2 separate regions of the Homo sapiens genome follow, and region 2 is linked to region 1. A link is a loop called in an ENCODE intact Hi-C map of the cell type or tissue named here. Cell type or tissue: PC-3. All regions are shown on one strand. Links, peaks and the distances in the headings refer to the core of each region. The heading gives the core; the rest is flanking DNA.

Evidence for each region. A loop is a pair of places that touch in the nucleus more often than their neighbours do. Peaks named below come from ENCODE experiments on the same cell type or tissue, not always from the same donor. Only the 100,000 strongest peaks of a DNase experiment are listed, where the experiment ranks them.
Region 2: a loop joins it to region 1, with 2.5 times the contacts of the local background. A loop is called at or near these places in 1 of 110 quality-filtered maps.

The regions. Positions count from the first base shown.
Region 1 is chr5:9,376,218-9,384,082 of GRCh38, reverse strand. SEMA5A (semaphorin 5A) reads left to right here. Exons shown (of 23, transcript NM_003966.3): 3 at 4,060-4,260. The coding sequence starts at 4,137. Among named protein-coding and RNA genes, the nearest start is that of SEMA5A-AS1, 130 kb to the left of the region's middle. In PC-3, for the core only: no CTCF peak of the experiment used is centred there; a DNase peak (open chromatin) is centred at 3,752; H3K4me3 peaks cover 1,261 bases; H3K27ac peaks cover 2,289 bases.
Region 2 is chr5:8,846,813-8,854,677 of GRCh38, reverse strand. All of the region lies in intron 1 of LINC02199 (long intergenic non-protein coding RNA 2199), which reads right to left. Among named protein-coding and RNA genes, the nearest start is that of LINC02199, 11 kb to the right of the region's middle. In PC-3, for the core only: CTCF peaks have their summits at 3,185 and 3,388 (motif pointing left); a DNase peak (open chromatin) is centred at 5,277; H3K27ac peaks cover 1,116 bases.

The sequences.
Region 1 (7,865 bases), core at 1,026-6,025:
GAAAAAAGGTACTATGTTGTAGTCTGAAAATTATAAACCTCAAAAAATTACCTGTTCTCATTAAATGTTCTTTCCTAACATGACAAACATGTCATTTCAGCTCATCACCCTTGAACTACGTGTTCCATTTTAGCTGCTCATTCTCTATATGTGTCATTTCCCCTCTTCTCTAATTGTCGCTTTCCAAATCCCAAGGAAAGAGCATTTCAGACACTTGGGTTATTTTTCTCTTCCTTTCATTCAGGTGGCAAAGATGTTAGGGCTTCTAACATCAAGTCTGTTAAGATCAGAGTGGAGGGCATATTGTAAATAAAGGACAGTTGCGGTCACAAGCAGGTCTGGATGATGCCCTTCATCGGTAGCAGAAGGGGAATCTATGTTGGCTTAGATGTGCACGTTGAAAAACTATGTGTAAGAAAAGAATGTGCTCTTAGTCCCTAGTTGATTTGCACTCATTCTTGGAGATAATGACAGGGCAGTGCTCCAACCCATCTCCATGATGGCTTGCTGCTCTGTGACAGTGGACTTATCATTGATATGGCTCTGGGTGGCTGTTGGGTGCCAGGCATGGGTGTGAGTGCTTGGCACCATGCTTACTGCAGAGCTAGCATGTATTAAGGATTGATTGCCACTTCATCATCCTTCCCATTTTATCTTTATCATTGCTGATCTGTTTTGATGTGGGACTGTGATAATTTACCCGAACTGATATGGGTGCCCCAAACCTCCTTGCTTTTAACAGAATGAAATCACATCTAAAGCACCTCTAACAAGTGCTATTTTATTTTGAAATACATCATTTGATAACATTTCATATCTTAAGTCTCAGATCAGGAAGCTCAGAAAAGATAGGCTACTTCATCTTGTTACCTTTGGACTGGAGTTCTAAAGCAGACACCAGTTTTGCACACTGTAACTCCTTTTCAAAAGTGAAACTCATAGTTTTAATGTTATAATCCAGGGACAATGAGCATTTTCTCATCCATTGTCCATTACAGTGCTCTGTGCTTGGGCAGGGATTGTGGGCTGGCGGACAGATGAGCCTCTGGCTCTCTGTTTTCCTCCCTAGCCCATCCCCACCTTCATGCTCAGCATCTCTTATTCCTATAGAAGCTATACTCTTCCCTTGTCTTGATTTGCAGTGCCATTACCTGTTTCTCTGCCCAACCTGAATGTTTTGGTCAATGGGAATGTTGTAGAATTCCTTCCATTCTTAAGGACCTCAACCTTCTGCCTGCTCTGAAGTTCTTGGTCCTGGTGACTCTGTACTTGGCTTCCTTATATCAACTCCATGGTTGCTGCTTATCGATGCAATAGGCCTTACCTCATGCTTCTTGGTTCCTTTGCAAATTCATACATGCATAGAGCTGAGTATGCAGTTGTCACTCAGTAAATATTGAGTGGGTGAGAGACTCTAAACTCAGCTGGACCTTCAGGTTTCTGGTCAGGTTTATTCATATTGAGCCAACTTCCATGAAATTAACCCTTAATTTTTCTACTCTTCAATTTCAAAATTTCAATTATCATGTCTTTTCCTTCCTCCCCATTTGTTTGACTCAAAAAATACAGACAGTGAAATTTGATACACCCTCAAATCTATGTTTTATTTATCTTGAAATCTCACCATTTGTTCAGGTGGTAAGCACTCCTTTTTAAAGAAGGCCTCTTTCCTTTCTTTCACTTTCTTTCCTGGGACCCTAATAGCTTTTCCCCTCAGTTTTCTCTGGATTTTCTTCCAGTTCCTCTCTCTTTTATGTATTCATTTATTTATTATTATTATTTAGAGACAAAGTCTTGCTCTGTTGCCTAGGCAGGAATCCAGTGGCACATTCTTAGCTGTCTGCAGACTTGAGCTTCTGGACTAATGCAATCCTCCTGCTTCAGCCACCCAAGTAGCTAAGACTACAGACACACACAACTATGCCTGGCTAATTTTTAGTTTTATTTTTTGTAGAGACGAAATCTCATTATATTTCCCAGGTTGGTCTCGAACTCCTGACCTCAGGTGATCCACCCGCCTCAGCCTCCCAAAGTGCTAGGATTACAGGCATGAGCCACCATGCCTGGCCACGTGTCTGAAACTTGATGTGCGCGCGCGCGCACACACACACACACACACACACACACACACACACACACAAAATGATTCTAATCTCATCTAAACAAAATCCATCTGCTGTTTATCCTATTAAAATGAATGGCATCACTATCCTTGAAGTCACTTACATTATCTATCTTAAGTCCATCTGTGTCTCTTTGCTCTGTGTTCCCCAAATGTAGCAGATTATAACAACCACTCTTTTATTACATTTTGCATTTGTGGGGTCAGGAATCTGGGCAGGGTTCAACTGAGAGATTCTTTTGCTCTCATAGTATCTACTGAAATTACTCAATGGGTTTCAGCTTTACTCATGGCTGGAGAGTTGGGCTCATGTGTGACCCATCAACTATAGCACCTAAATGTGTTCTCTCTAGCATGGCCATCTCAGGGTAGTTGGACTTCTGACCTAGTGTCTCAGTGTCTTAAAGAATGTGTTCTAAGCTACAGGATGTAGCAACTGCCAGGCTTTTAGGTCCTGGGCTTGGAAACTAGCACAACATGACTTCTGTTGTATTAAAATGAGCAGAGCGAGCAGAGCAGTCACTGAGCCAACCCAGATTCCAGGTGGAGAACATAGATCCAGCTCTCAATGGGAGGAATGCCCGAATCTGTGGCCATCTCTAATTTGCCGTAGTTTCCATTACCCACAGTTATTGTGTACTATGTTTGCCTTTTGATTCACATTGAAACCCTCAAAGTCACTGCTTCATTTATTTCTCTTCTTAACAATTGTAATGGCTTCAAACTGACTTCTCCATTTCTATGTTCTCATCTGCCTAGTTTCCTAGGTACACTATTGTGATAATGGTCTTATTAATATTAATAAGATCTTCTAACATTAATGTACTATGGTAGCTTGTTGCCTGAAAATAAAGACCTCACACCTTAGTGTAGTTTGCCTTCCATATCTTAACCTACTCTGTAAGCTCTTCCCAATACTTCCCTTTAAACTTCCTAGATCGAGTACAGCACACCATTCCTAAAACATGTTGCGTACCTCTTCCTCTTGCCCCTCCAATGTGCCTTTTCATCCTCCTCCCTGGGGACGGAACGTCCTTCCAGAAACCTCCATCTGTTGAAATCCTCTTTATCCTCCAGCATTACACTCAGATTTGAGCCCCTGCATGGACCCGTCATAGATCCTTCTCTGTAGCAGTCGTATTCTCCCTTGACTCCCACAGCACTCCTGTTCTTTTTGAGGTTTGCTAACAGCTTGGATTATAGTTATTTTTACAGGCCTGTATTACTTTAATGCTTGTTAATCATTTAAATTGTTCATAATCTTTAAAGTTTCCAAGCATAGTACTTTTATTTCACCCAGTAGGTGCTCGATATAGATTTTATTTGATTCACACTTGATCTCTAGCCAGATATTTTGCAGGCAGATTATCTACAATTTTAAAAGGTTATCCTGCATCACTAAATACAGAATTTAGCAAATCGTGATGATTTTTTAAAGTTGGGCAGCATAATATTCATCAATTTATTAGTAAAAGACAATGGCTGTGGCCTTCTTAAAACTAAATATTTTAAATGTTAAAAAGGGATGGGCAGGTATTTGTAGGGTTTCCACATATAGACCTGTGTTTGCGCAAGGGGTTAGGACAGGTGACCAAGGGAAATCCGGCCAATCCCAACTATTAATCTGCATTCCTTAGGAGTGAGTGTGACGACAGTACAGCTTAAGCTTGAGCATTTCTCGTTTAAAACAAATGGGCTATGTCATGCAATTATTGGGAGAATGAGAGGTCTGTATTGAGATACACGCACTCACGCATGCATTCATACACACACACGACCTGGGATATGACTAGAAAAATATGCTGCTCTAAGCCCTCCAAGCTCTCCTCTATCTCCACAAAGTGTAACCTTAAAGTTAGTGAGGAAGTTTTACCAGAAGACCACCCACCAGAAAACGAACTCACAGTCATCTGATTCTTCTCTTTTGTGTGTTTTAGGCACTTTCCACACATGAGGAGAAGAAGAGCTTCTGTTTAGAAGACACGTGCCCAGAGTCAGAGGCCCCTTGCCCACCATGAAGGGAACCTGTGTTATAGCATGGCTGTTCTCAAGCCTGGGGCTGTGGAGACTCGCCCACCCAGAGGCCCAGGGTACGACTCAGTGCCAGAGAACCGAGCATCCAGTCATCTCCTATAAAGGTAAGGAACCAGCACGCACTGATTGCAAAGCCGTCATCTAAATGCACATTCTGTGTTTAGTGATAGAAGATAATAGAGCATCACGAATGCTGTATAATCCAGTGGCTCTTGTTTCAGACACAGTTTAAAATAAAGGTAAAACTACAAAAGCCTCTATCATTAGAATTTCATATCCAGAAACTGATTACCACCTCAAGAGGGATCTAAGACAGGGATTACCAAGGTAAAAAAATCTCATTATTTCTGGTCACCTTTATTTAACAGGTACTGTGGGCCTCCTAAGTGTTTGAACCAAAGGATAAAAATGTGACCATAAAAATAACAACAAAACCAAGGAAAGCCTAAAATTCTTCACTATGGCATTTCCCTGCAAAGCCTTAGTCTTGCCACAAACCTAGCCCTTTGTTTCTATCTAGCATTGCATGGCAGCAGAATTGATTTAATGTCCCAAGTATCTCTATGGATTGGTAGGATTAAATAATTAATCTGTATATCCACTCATTTATTCTTTCATTCATTGAAATTTATTTAAGGTCCTTCACACCCGGGGCACTCAAGCATTCAGAGTGGAAAAGAAAATAGACTCTATCTCTGTCCTCAAGGAATTATATTATCAGGCTAAATATGATGAATGAGACATTGTATTTCAGTAATTCATGCAACAAGTGGTTTTATATTTTGTTGTTTTTAAAACTTTGTATCAAACACTTTCAAATATCTATGGAAATAGAAAGAATAGTCTAAGGAGCACAAAAAAAGAAAGAATAGTCTAAGGAGCATGCAGCCCCACACTTATCAATTCATGGCCCATCCCCATCCTTTTTCATCTAAATTTCCACTCATGCTTCATCTCATACCCATTAAATTATTTTGGAGGAAATTAAAAAAAAATCAAATAATTTTATCCATCAGATTTCAGTTGATAATACTCAAAGATAAGGAATTCAGTACCATTATCACAGCAAACAAACAAACAAATAATAAATGATTTCATGACATCATCAAGCACCCAGAGGGCATTGAGAGATCTTTCATGGGTTCATAAATACTTCGGCATCTTTTGGCCAGTTAAGTCAAATCGAGATTTAAGTAAATTCCATGCACTGCCATTGGTTGGTATATTTCTTGAGTCTCTTTTAATATTTTACTTTTATTTCACACCCTTTGCAAATTACAGAAACCAAGTTCTTTGTCCTGGACAGTTTCCCACAGTCTGGAGTTTGCTCATCGCATTCTGATTGTGTGCTTCAAATATTCCTCTTTCCAAAGATGTCTGTAAATTCCTAGTAATCTCAAGACACCTGCTGAGATCCAGGTTTGGATCTTTTTGTCTTGACCGTGTCATGGGTAGTGCAGCGTATTTCCTTCAGGAGGCAGAGCATATCCAGCTGGGAAATGATCAGTCATTGATGATCACAGCCTCAATCTACTGATTCATCTGTGGGTACAAAACTGGGATTTTCTCATTTTATTATTTTGCTCATTTAATGGTTAGAATACTTCTATATAAACTATCTTTCCTTCATCAACTCTTTACGTATCCTGAAGGTACACCTTATGCAGGAAAGGCAAAATAAATGTTCCCCGCCCCCCATCAATTTATACTTTTATTTTTTTTTAAATACACAAGTAGGTTGGTTCTTTAACATCCCACAGGTCATTCATTTGTCATCCAAAGGGGATGAATAAGATGTTATGTTTGCCTTTTTCTTATTTTGATTATTATAATTATTATTAATACATGAATTTCAACATATTTGATGTATTTTAATCCATGTAGTTTACATCCTTGTACATGGTGAAATTATAGCATTTTAAGCCCAGTGTAGCCTCTTGAGAGCAGCTTCTGGACTCTTCTGACTCCATCCAAGTCATCTTTGAGAGCTTCTTTACTCTCTGGGTTGACAAGATGTTCCTATTCCTTTTACTTATTTCCTTCCACAGACCTGGGAATCACTCATTTCTGTATGCTTTGAGCACCAAAGGTGCCCACAGGTCTTCTCAGTGGACAGTGCTAACAAAAGCATTTTTAAAACATACCATAAACTTCTCCTGATACTCCCAACTCATCTCCAGGACTCTAGGGTCTTTGTTAACCTTTCCCATCTTAGTGTCTATTTCTTCCTTGCACAAAATCTCAAGTCTCTGCTGACCAACCTAATTATTTCTTTGCCTTTTTTCTTTAGTACACAGTCATTTTAGAATAACAGCTTCATGCAAACCTAGTTGTTTTGGATTATTGAAAAATCTTTAAAATGACTTTTTTCTCTCTCTTTTTTTTTTGTCCTCGCGTATATATTTCACTGGAAAATTTTAGTGAAATTAGCAAAATTACTGCTTTAAAACCAGTAGAAATAATTTCTTTCTGCGTGGTTATGGCACCAACCCAAGACCCAGTTACTATCATTTGTTTAATTATTGAAGCAAAAGGTGTTCAAAGGAATCTAGCTTTGCTTCCTGTTTTCTTGATCCTATTCCAGAGCTCTTTCTGCATTTAGCTATTTACCTATATTTTATGGGTTAGGCTACTTTTGTAATAGAAGCAAAGCAACACACACACATACAAATATATATTTATGTTCTCTTTCCTTAGATGAAAGGTGGCAATTATATAGACTTGTTTCTGTGTAACATTATTTTAACCTAATGATATATGCTGGAGCCTACTCTCTAGAAGAGTGTAGAGATTGATGTCATTCTTTTTTTTTTTTTTTTCGGTAGCTACATAGCTTCCACTATGTGATGAGCCCTAACCTAATCAAAAACACCTTACTGAGAGATGCTTAGGTTATTTTCTGCCATTTGTGACCATGGATAGTGTTTCAGTGAGTAATGCCTCCTGTAAACATTATGTAATATTTTTGCAAGTGTACCGTTGAAAGAGATTATTCGAATTGGGATTTCTGGGCCAAAGGGTGAATGCATATGTCGTTTTGTAAATGTTGCCCAATTCTCTTTCATAGAGGTTGCACCACTTTGCATTCTAGTTGCCCTGGATATGAATACCTATTTCTCTGCCGCCTTTCCTGCAGAGTACACCGTCAGGCTTTGGGATTTGGACCAAACTCAGTGCATAAATGGCATCTCAGTGTATTTTTATTTGCATGTTTTTAATTCGGAGTGAACCTTCAATGAACATTTAAGAGAAGCCTGTTGTGTACAGGGTTTTTACTAGATATTGAGGAGATCAAGAAGATGCTCAGTTCCTGTTAAAAGGGTTTAGACTATTTTTAGGAATGTGAACCAAAAGGGCCATTGCGTAATATTCTGTGAAGGGTCCTAACAGGTGCCTGTGTTGGGTGCTGCAGAGCCTAGGAGAGGGGCTCTAAGCCCACATCCTGGGCTGTAGGACGGTGGTTGAAAAAGGTTTCTAGGATGAAGCCATGCCAGAACTGCATCCCAAGTGATTGTTAGAAGGTGTTTACAAAACTTATGAAAGGAGAGGTTTCCAGGGAGAGGAAAAGAGCAAGTGATAAGCCCTGAAGTGAGAGAGGGAGCATTGCGGGTCCTGGCAAGCCTCACGCACAGGAAGTCAGGACATCTTATTTTACGATATGGAGGAGGAGGTGGAGGGCATGAGGCTCACATGGCAAGTGGGGATTCGG
Region 2 (7,865 bases), core at 1,020-6,019, 530 kb after region 1:
GGTTAGTCTCCTATGAGGCCTTGTCTTGTGCAGGGAGAACCCAGAAATGGAATACATAGTTCTGACTATGGTGCTGAGGACAGTGGAGGGTGATTGCCACCCATCTGGCATGATCCCTGAGCTTGCACTGAGGATATATTCACAAGGCGGAAGTGGGTCAGAGTGTCCCCACATACCTGTAGGCTTTGAATTCTGCTGATAGTTACAACTAACTGAAAAATATACAGTCTTTATTTTATAAACATCACATCTGTACTTTTCTCTATAACATTTGGCTATTTATTATCTCAGTACAATAATTGTAGTTAAGTAGAAATGTAAAATCTTAGAGATATATGAGTTTTTAGAAATCATCCAACCTAAGACAGTGTGGCAATTCCTCAAAGAGCTAAAGACAGAAATAGTATTTGACCCAGCAATCCCATTACTTGGTATATACCCAAAGGAATACAAATTGTTCTATTATAAAGACACATGCATGCATATGTTCATTGCAGCACTATTCACAATAGTAAATATATGGAATCAACCTAAATGTCTATCAATGATAGACTGGTTAAAGAAAATGTGGTACATATAAACCATAGAATACTATGCAGCCATAAAAAATAAAGAGGTCATGTCCTTTGCAAGGATATGGCTGGAGCTGGAGGCCATTACCCTTAGCAAACAATCACAGGAACAGAAATCCAAATACTACATGTTCTCCTTTATAAGTGAGAGTGTAATGATGAGAACCCATGGACTTATAGAGTGGAACAACACACACTGGGGTCTATTGGAGGGTGGAGAGTGAGAGGAGGGAGAGAATCAAGAAAAATAACTAATGGGTATTAGGCTTAGTATGTTGGTGATAAAATAATCCGTACAACAAACCCCCATGTCACAAGTTTACCTACGTAACAAACCTGCACATGTACCCCTGAACTAAAATAAAAGTTAAAAATAAGAAATCATCCACCTAATGCCCACCAAAATTCACATTTCAAATATTTCGATATTTTAAGGGTTAAATGTATTTTTTCTTCATCCACGTTCAACATAATGTCTTGTTTGGTATTTTAGATCACCTTGCCCTTCCACCACAGATCCTTTTAAATCTGTGGCATAGGCTATGAAATTCTTCTTTAATCTCTACTAAGACTGGACCAATGCTTGTTGTTACTAGTCCTCTCCAGTGAGGCTTCCAGACCTACCCCATGTCCTCCCCACCCTCTCCTGAACTATGATAGTTATTGGTCTACCTCCATTGTACCACAGAGTTGTTCTCTTGGCACTTTCTAATTTTATCTCTTTAGCTTTTGTCCCACTAATATCTAATTTTTTTCTTAGCCCAAATGGCACAGACCACTAGGAAGGAATCCCTTGTTGTTCTTTTATTGTACTTGTTAGATGTATTCAGGCTTAGAGCTAAGACTCTATGATAAGCAGTTTCACAACCTCTCTCTAAAGTGGCTTGCTGAAGCTCAGACAATCTGGTTTTAAAAACACAAATGTCTCATTCATAATAATGAATGTTATATCTAGCAAACTCAATGTAGGTGAAAAGAGAAAGTAGAGAAATCCTATGTGGAAATAAATGAAGACCAACCCAATGTGGAAATAAATGAAGACCAATCAAATAAGAACAGCAAAGGCTACTTATTCAGAGCTTCTCAGAGTAGAGTAAGAGATTCAACCAATGCCACCTGCATTTACCAGAGACTCCAAGACAGGCAGAAGATCTGGAAAGTTTCATGGGGGTGAAGAAAGAAGGCTCTAGGTGTGCCCTGACTGGAGGATGTTGGCCTGGGGAAGGTGCAGGTGGACTAAGGAAAAGCAGGTGTTTTACCAGATGGGTTAGGAGCATATTTGCCTTTTTTCTAGTTGGTCCTAAGTTTGAAGCAGGGACAAAAGTTAGGGAAACTGCTCATTAACAATCAAGTCCTGGCCCTTTTGGGCCAATTGTTACAGGTGTTATTGTTTGGTTTCCCATATCACTGCTAGAGAGAGTGCCCTGCCTTCCTACAAGTCTGATTTGGAGAGAGAAGGCTGGCTTCCTCGGCTGGTTACTGTAGATCATGGGTTGGTTTCCTAGGCAGGTTTGCTATAGATTATAGGAATTTTTCTGCCTCTCCAGAGTCCCCCAGATGCTGGGGTGATCCACAGGACAGTGATCACAGTTGTGCTTCCTTGAGGTTTGATTCATACCATAGCATTCCATAGAAGATGTAGGTTATAGCTCCGATGGTAATCAATTTGAAATTAAATGAACTAGTATGTTTTGGTGGTACACAGATACATCTATGCAATATCAAATGTCAATGTATTTCCTCTCTGGGAAATATTCAGTGAATTAGAAAAGGAAACACATGATGTAGCCAATTTAAAAATAGGTCTTGCTATATGGATGTTCTGATACCTTTGTAGAGTACACATGTATCTGCTGTATGTGTGATCAATCAGATTATCACGAAAGCATGGACTTCAGTCCCTCAACAACTTTGAGACCACAGGGCTTGCAGAATTTGTGGCTTGAACATCAAACAGCCTTAAGAAAGTCAAACAGAAGATGCAGAAAACTAAATTGCAATAAGAGTAAACCCTCGGGAAATAACAAATATTTATTTAAAACCAGATTTCTGTGTATTTGATGAGAAATGTCTTAGGAGTTCCTTCCTTCTCTCCTGGCACTAATGGGTATGTGGTAGTGAGTGTGGTGGGAGGATGGGAGTCATAGAATTATCTGTTTATTCTCTTCTCCTGCAATTGAATCTGAACCAATTTTGCCAGAAACTAATTTTGTTTGTTTATTTTACTATCATCAATCCCTGGGCACAGATCCCTAATCTTTCCTCCAAAAACAAAAAAAGGAGAATTTCTGATTCATGGAAGGTGCTAGCAAATGTTGTTAAATACATGCATGAATGCAGCAATGAATGGATGAATGAATGAAAGGCTTTATTGCCCTTTTCCTGTTTGTTCAAGGGGTTAGTAAAACTTTTGTATTCCATAGCTACCTTATCTTTCACATATTTAGAATAAATGCCATACTTATTGCTTCAGATGGCCTTCTTGTATTACATTCAGAGAAAGATATTGGTTGAAATACAGTATCTAAAGCGAAACACTAGTATATATTTCTCATGCGGGCTTGCTTGAGACCTTTGGGCATAAGCAATTTATCAATGAGGGTCTAAAAAAGAAAAAGAAAATTATTTTGTGTGTTTCAGACAGACACATTTAAACAGAAATAATTTAAGCAGTATTGTTTATCCACATGATGAAGAAGCTGAGCATCCATGCCGGAGTGAGTGAGGCCACCCAGGGAAGAGCCATCCTAGAGAGCTGTTGCCACCCTGGGCTTGAAGACCGGAGGCAGGCATCAGAGCCCAGGGCTGGGGCCACCCAGTGGCAAAGGCAGGCACAGAATTCTACAAGGACACAGAGGAGACCCAGGCACTGCCAGCCTCCACCTAAAAAAGGAGGAGAAGAAAAGCTCTGGTTTCTCCCTCTCCTTCCCACTCTCATTTCCTGCTGGAACTTCCTATTGGCTGAATCCTGCCAGAATAAAGCTGTCTTGGGAGAAGGGGAAATGCAGCTTGTAGGGATCAATCCTGTGTGCAGGGAAGGGGTGAAGAGTGGGATGAGGACAAAGAAAAATAAGAAGCAGCCCGGGGTGAGGGAGACAGTTATGATGAATATTCCCGAATCTAGCATGACTAGGGCCATGGCTGTGATCAAGTTATTAACTTGGATGAGCAAACCCACTGCCAGTGGAGTTTTCCTGACCCCTAATGTTCAGAAAAAAATTGATTCTAACCTTCTTTCCAACAACTGTGGAAGTCTGAAAACATTCCCCAGATCTCTCCAAATTTTTAGCAGATCTACATTTCCCCATCTATGTTGTCAATGTAGTATCTCCATGAATTAGATTGTCTTGTGTGTGTTTTAAGGAAGTCCTTATATCATTGCCCTGATATGATCTCAGGTCCAAGCAACAATTTGTTCTGCTTTATTTCCCTCATCAAAGACATTTGATACATCAGGGTAGAAGAGTCTGTACTGGAGACCTGGGGGGATGGGGAGTTACCTCGCCTACTGCGTGAGATAGAAGTTACAATGCCTGGGTCTCCTGACACTGATAATCTCTCACCCATTTATACAAATATATACCTCCATTCCTATTTTATCAGCTTTTTTCCTTTCTTTCCTACTTCTATATTAACTGCTTACTCTCTTTTGTCATGAATAGTGCCTAGGCTCTCAAAATTCTTGTTTCTGTTGGGCATTTAAGTTACCCCTGACATCACTGATAAACTGAGCTCCACACCCACCTCAAAGTATTTCACAGATCAACAAGAACTCTCCTGTGATAGGATCTTCGTGGAAAACAGAAGTTCTTAGATTGGATGAAACATTTATGGATTTTTTTTTCTCTAAGTGAATCTATTCTCAAGCAATTTACAGCTCCTAATATTGAGATCATCTAGACACTCAGCACTCTTGAAAGTCATAAAATATGTGTGATTTCACTTTGCCTTTAAGATACATCTATCATATTTAAAGTTATTTAATATACCTCAGCATTATGTCATTTATATATGTTAAACATTACCTTATTCAGGTGATCAAAGTCAACATCAATAGCAATTAGTTGGGTTCATAATATGTACCCTTGGCTGGGGGTGGTGGCTCACGCCTGTAATCCCAACACTTCAGGAGTTCAAGACCAGGCTGGCCAACATGGTGAAACCCCATCTCTACTAAAAATACAATTAGTTGGGCGTGGTGGCAGGTGCCTGTAATCCCAGATATTCGGGAGGCTGAGGCAGGAGAATTGCTTGAATTCAGGAGGTGGAAGTTGCAGTGACCCAAGATGGACCCACTGCACTCCAGCCTGGGTAACAGAGAGAGACTCCATCGCAAAAAGAAAGAAAGAAGGAAAGAAGGAAAGAAAGAAAGAAAGGAAGGAAGGAAGGAAGGAAGGAAGGACCCTTGATAAGATGTGATGAAAATGGCATTTCATTTTTGTAGTCTTCCTTCCCCAAACCCACAACTTCAATCTAATCAAAAGCAAAACATCTGTCAAGTCCCAATGGAGAGGAGGGATTTTACCATATACCTGACCAATGTTCTTCACAACTGTGGAAGTCATTAAAAACAAGGGAAATCTGAGAAAATGTCACAGCCAAGGGAAGCATCAGGAGTTATGTCTACTAAATGTAGGCTCTGCCCTCAGCCTACCCTGGGTGATGTCACCCACCTACGGTTGTTGTCATGCACTTGGATCAAGGCAGAGTAGCATCTGATTCATTGCATAAACAATGAGGCTGAGTCCCTGATGCCAGTTCTGGCACCAAAGTCAATGGCGTGAGACTCCATTTGTGGAATTTCCTCTCCACTTTGCCTGAATTTTTAAACTCCTTTTAAAATATTAAAGACAATTAAGAGTTTTACAATTGATATTGGAAATGCTATAAAATCATGACATCATGATTTTATACGATGTTTGCTCAGGGCAGATTTTCTTGTATTTAATATTTCCTTTTTGTCATTTCTGTGGTGATTTTTTTTTCATTTAACATTTAGCACTGTACTTTTCTTTTTGGTTAATCTTTCCTTTTGCTAAGCAGTGGATTAGAATAGATTAATTTCAGTGTGTTTTTCTCTGAATTTATCTTACATTAGAAACATTCTACAGGAAATGAGTTAAATATCAGCATTTTATTTTGATCAGAAATTGCAAGCTGTTGTGAAAATAGAATTTACTTTTTTTAAAGAAAAAGAATAAAAGAATATAACCAGTATTGGTAGTATTTTGACCTGAATTTCACTGCTTTCTTTAGAAAGTAGGCCTGAACGAGACAAGTTTTCTCTTCTCTGATGTTAACTGTGACAAATTTTAGAGCAACAAAAAAATTGCTTGGATTCTCAAGGGTTTTGATATATTTTCTCTGTGGCTTGATAAAAGCCAAAGCCATTCTATGAAGTGCAGGTCTTTTTGGGGTTTGCGCTCTTTTTTCGTTGATTTGGAATGAAGATTTCTGAAGCAGTGGGGATTAGCGTCAGGTCCTGATTTTGCAACTGTCTATTGTCTGCAGGACCGTATTCCAATATGCTTCTTACAAATCAACCCATGGGTGGTTGGGGCAGCTGTCGGGCTCTCTCGGCAGGGGGATCTATGAGGACAAAAGAAATAATAATAGAGAAGGCAGGAGGAAGCTTTAGGAGGTAATGGGTATCTTTATGATAAAGACTGTGGTGACGGTTCATGGGTGTATATTTATCTCCAAATTCACCAAGTTGTACACATTAAATGTGTGCCATTTTTTATATATCAATAATTCCCCCCTAAAGTGGTTTTAAAAAGAAGGAATCAACCCAGTTTGCGATTTGAAAGTTAAATACATGATTCTAGTAAATAGGAATACAAAAAGTTTGTGCCTTTAAAAAAGTGGATCACACTATAAAGCAAATACAAATCATTATCATCTTTCATCTTCCCTTTCAATTTGAGTAATTGTAGAATTTGGGTTGAGGGCTAAGGTATTACATTGTGTAAGAGTTCTAAGATAGTCCATTACATCATTGGGGAAAATAGATAGAAAAGAGCAAGACTTTTTTCACATGTGTAATGCAGGTATGTTTCCTCCAGTGAAACTACCTTTAACAGTTTTACTAATGACTTAGCTAATAAATGCTAATTCTAAAAATAAATGATCACATGAACAAAAGACAATCAGCAAATACCAAGAGCAGTAAAAAGGAAAAAGAATCATGAGAAATTTAAATACTTAATACAGGTAAATTTTCAGTGACCATTAATTCACACCCTTAGTACGTACACTCATATATACATATGCTAATTATAAGTATATATAGTATTTTACATAGAATACAAATATAGAAAATATGCACGTATGGAGTAAGAAACCTAAGGAAATGGTGCCGACATGAGAAATATCGCCTTACCAAAATATTTAAACAGTATAGCTCAGTATTAACTAATTCCCAATAATTTAAACTCAAAGTTCTAGTATTTCATTTCAGAATGGCAGATAATTATATGGGGACAATTGCTAGACCTTCTGTATTACTTTAAAATAGTTCCAGTTAGAAAAAGTAACAGCTCCCCAAAGATGTTCATGCCCTGGCTCCTGAAACCTGTGAATTTGTTCCATTACATGGCAAAAGGGATTTACCAGATACAATTAAATTTATGGATGGGGAGATTTAGCTTGGATTATCCAGAGTCAGGCCACATGAGCCCCTAAAAGCAGAGAACATTCTCCAGCAGAAGCACAGAAATAAGGCAGACAAGAATATTGTGAAATTTAAAATGTGAGAGAGACTTGACTTTGGCTTTGAAGAGGAGGGAGGTGATAAGCCAGAGAATTCAGGTGTCCTTTAGAAGCTTAGAATATCTCCCAAAAAGCTAGGAAGGAAATGGGGACCTCAGTGCTACATCCACCTGGAAGTGATTTCTGCCAACAACCAGAATAAGCTTACAAGTGGATTCTCCACTGCTTCGAGGAAGGAACACAGCTCTGTAGACATCTTGATTTCAGACTTCTGAGACCAGGAGCACAAACATCAGCCAAGCTACCTAGATTTCTGCTCTATAAAATTAGGAAACAATAAATTTGTTGTTTTAAGCCTCCAAGTGTGTGGTAATCTGCCATGGCAGCAATAGTAAAACAGTTATAATACCTACATTTACTTCATTCTTCTTTTGTTACAGAGCAATTGGAATATCTAAGCAGTACAGTTCACCTTCTACTAAGCAACCTTATATTTTGGCTTAAAATGCAGCAGCAAGAAGGGGTATGCTTGGGAGTAGTAAATTTGCCTCAGAGACAATGGTTTTCTGAGTATAGGCAAGA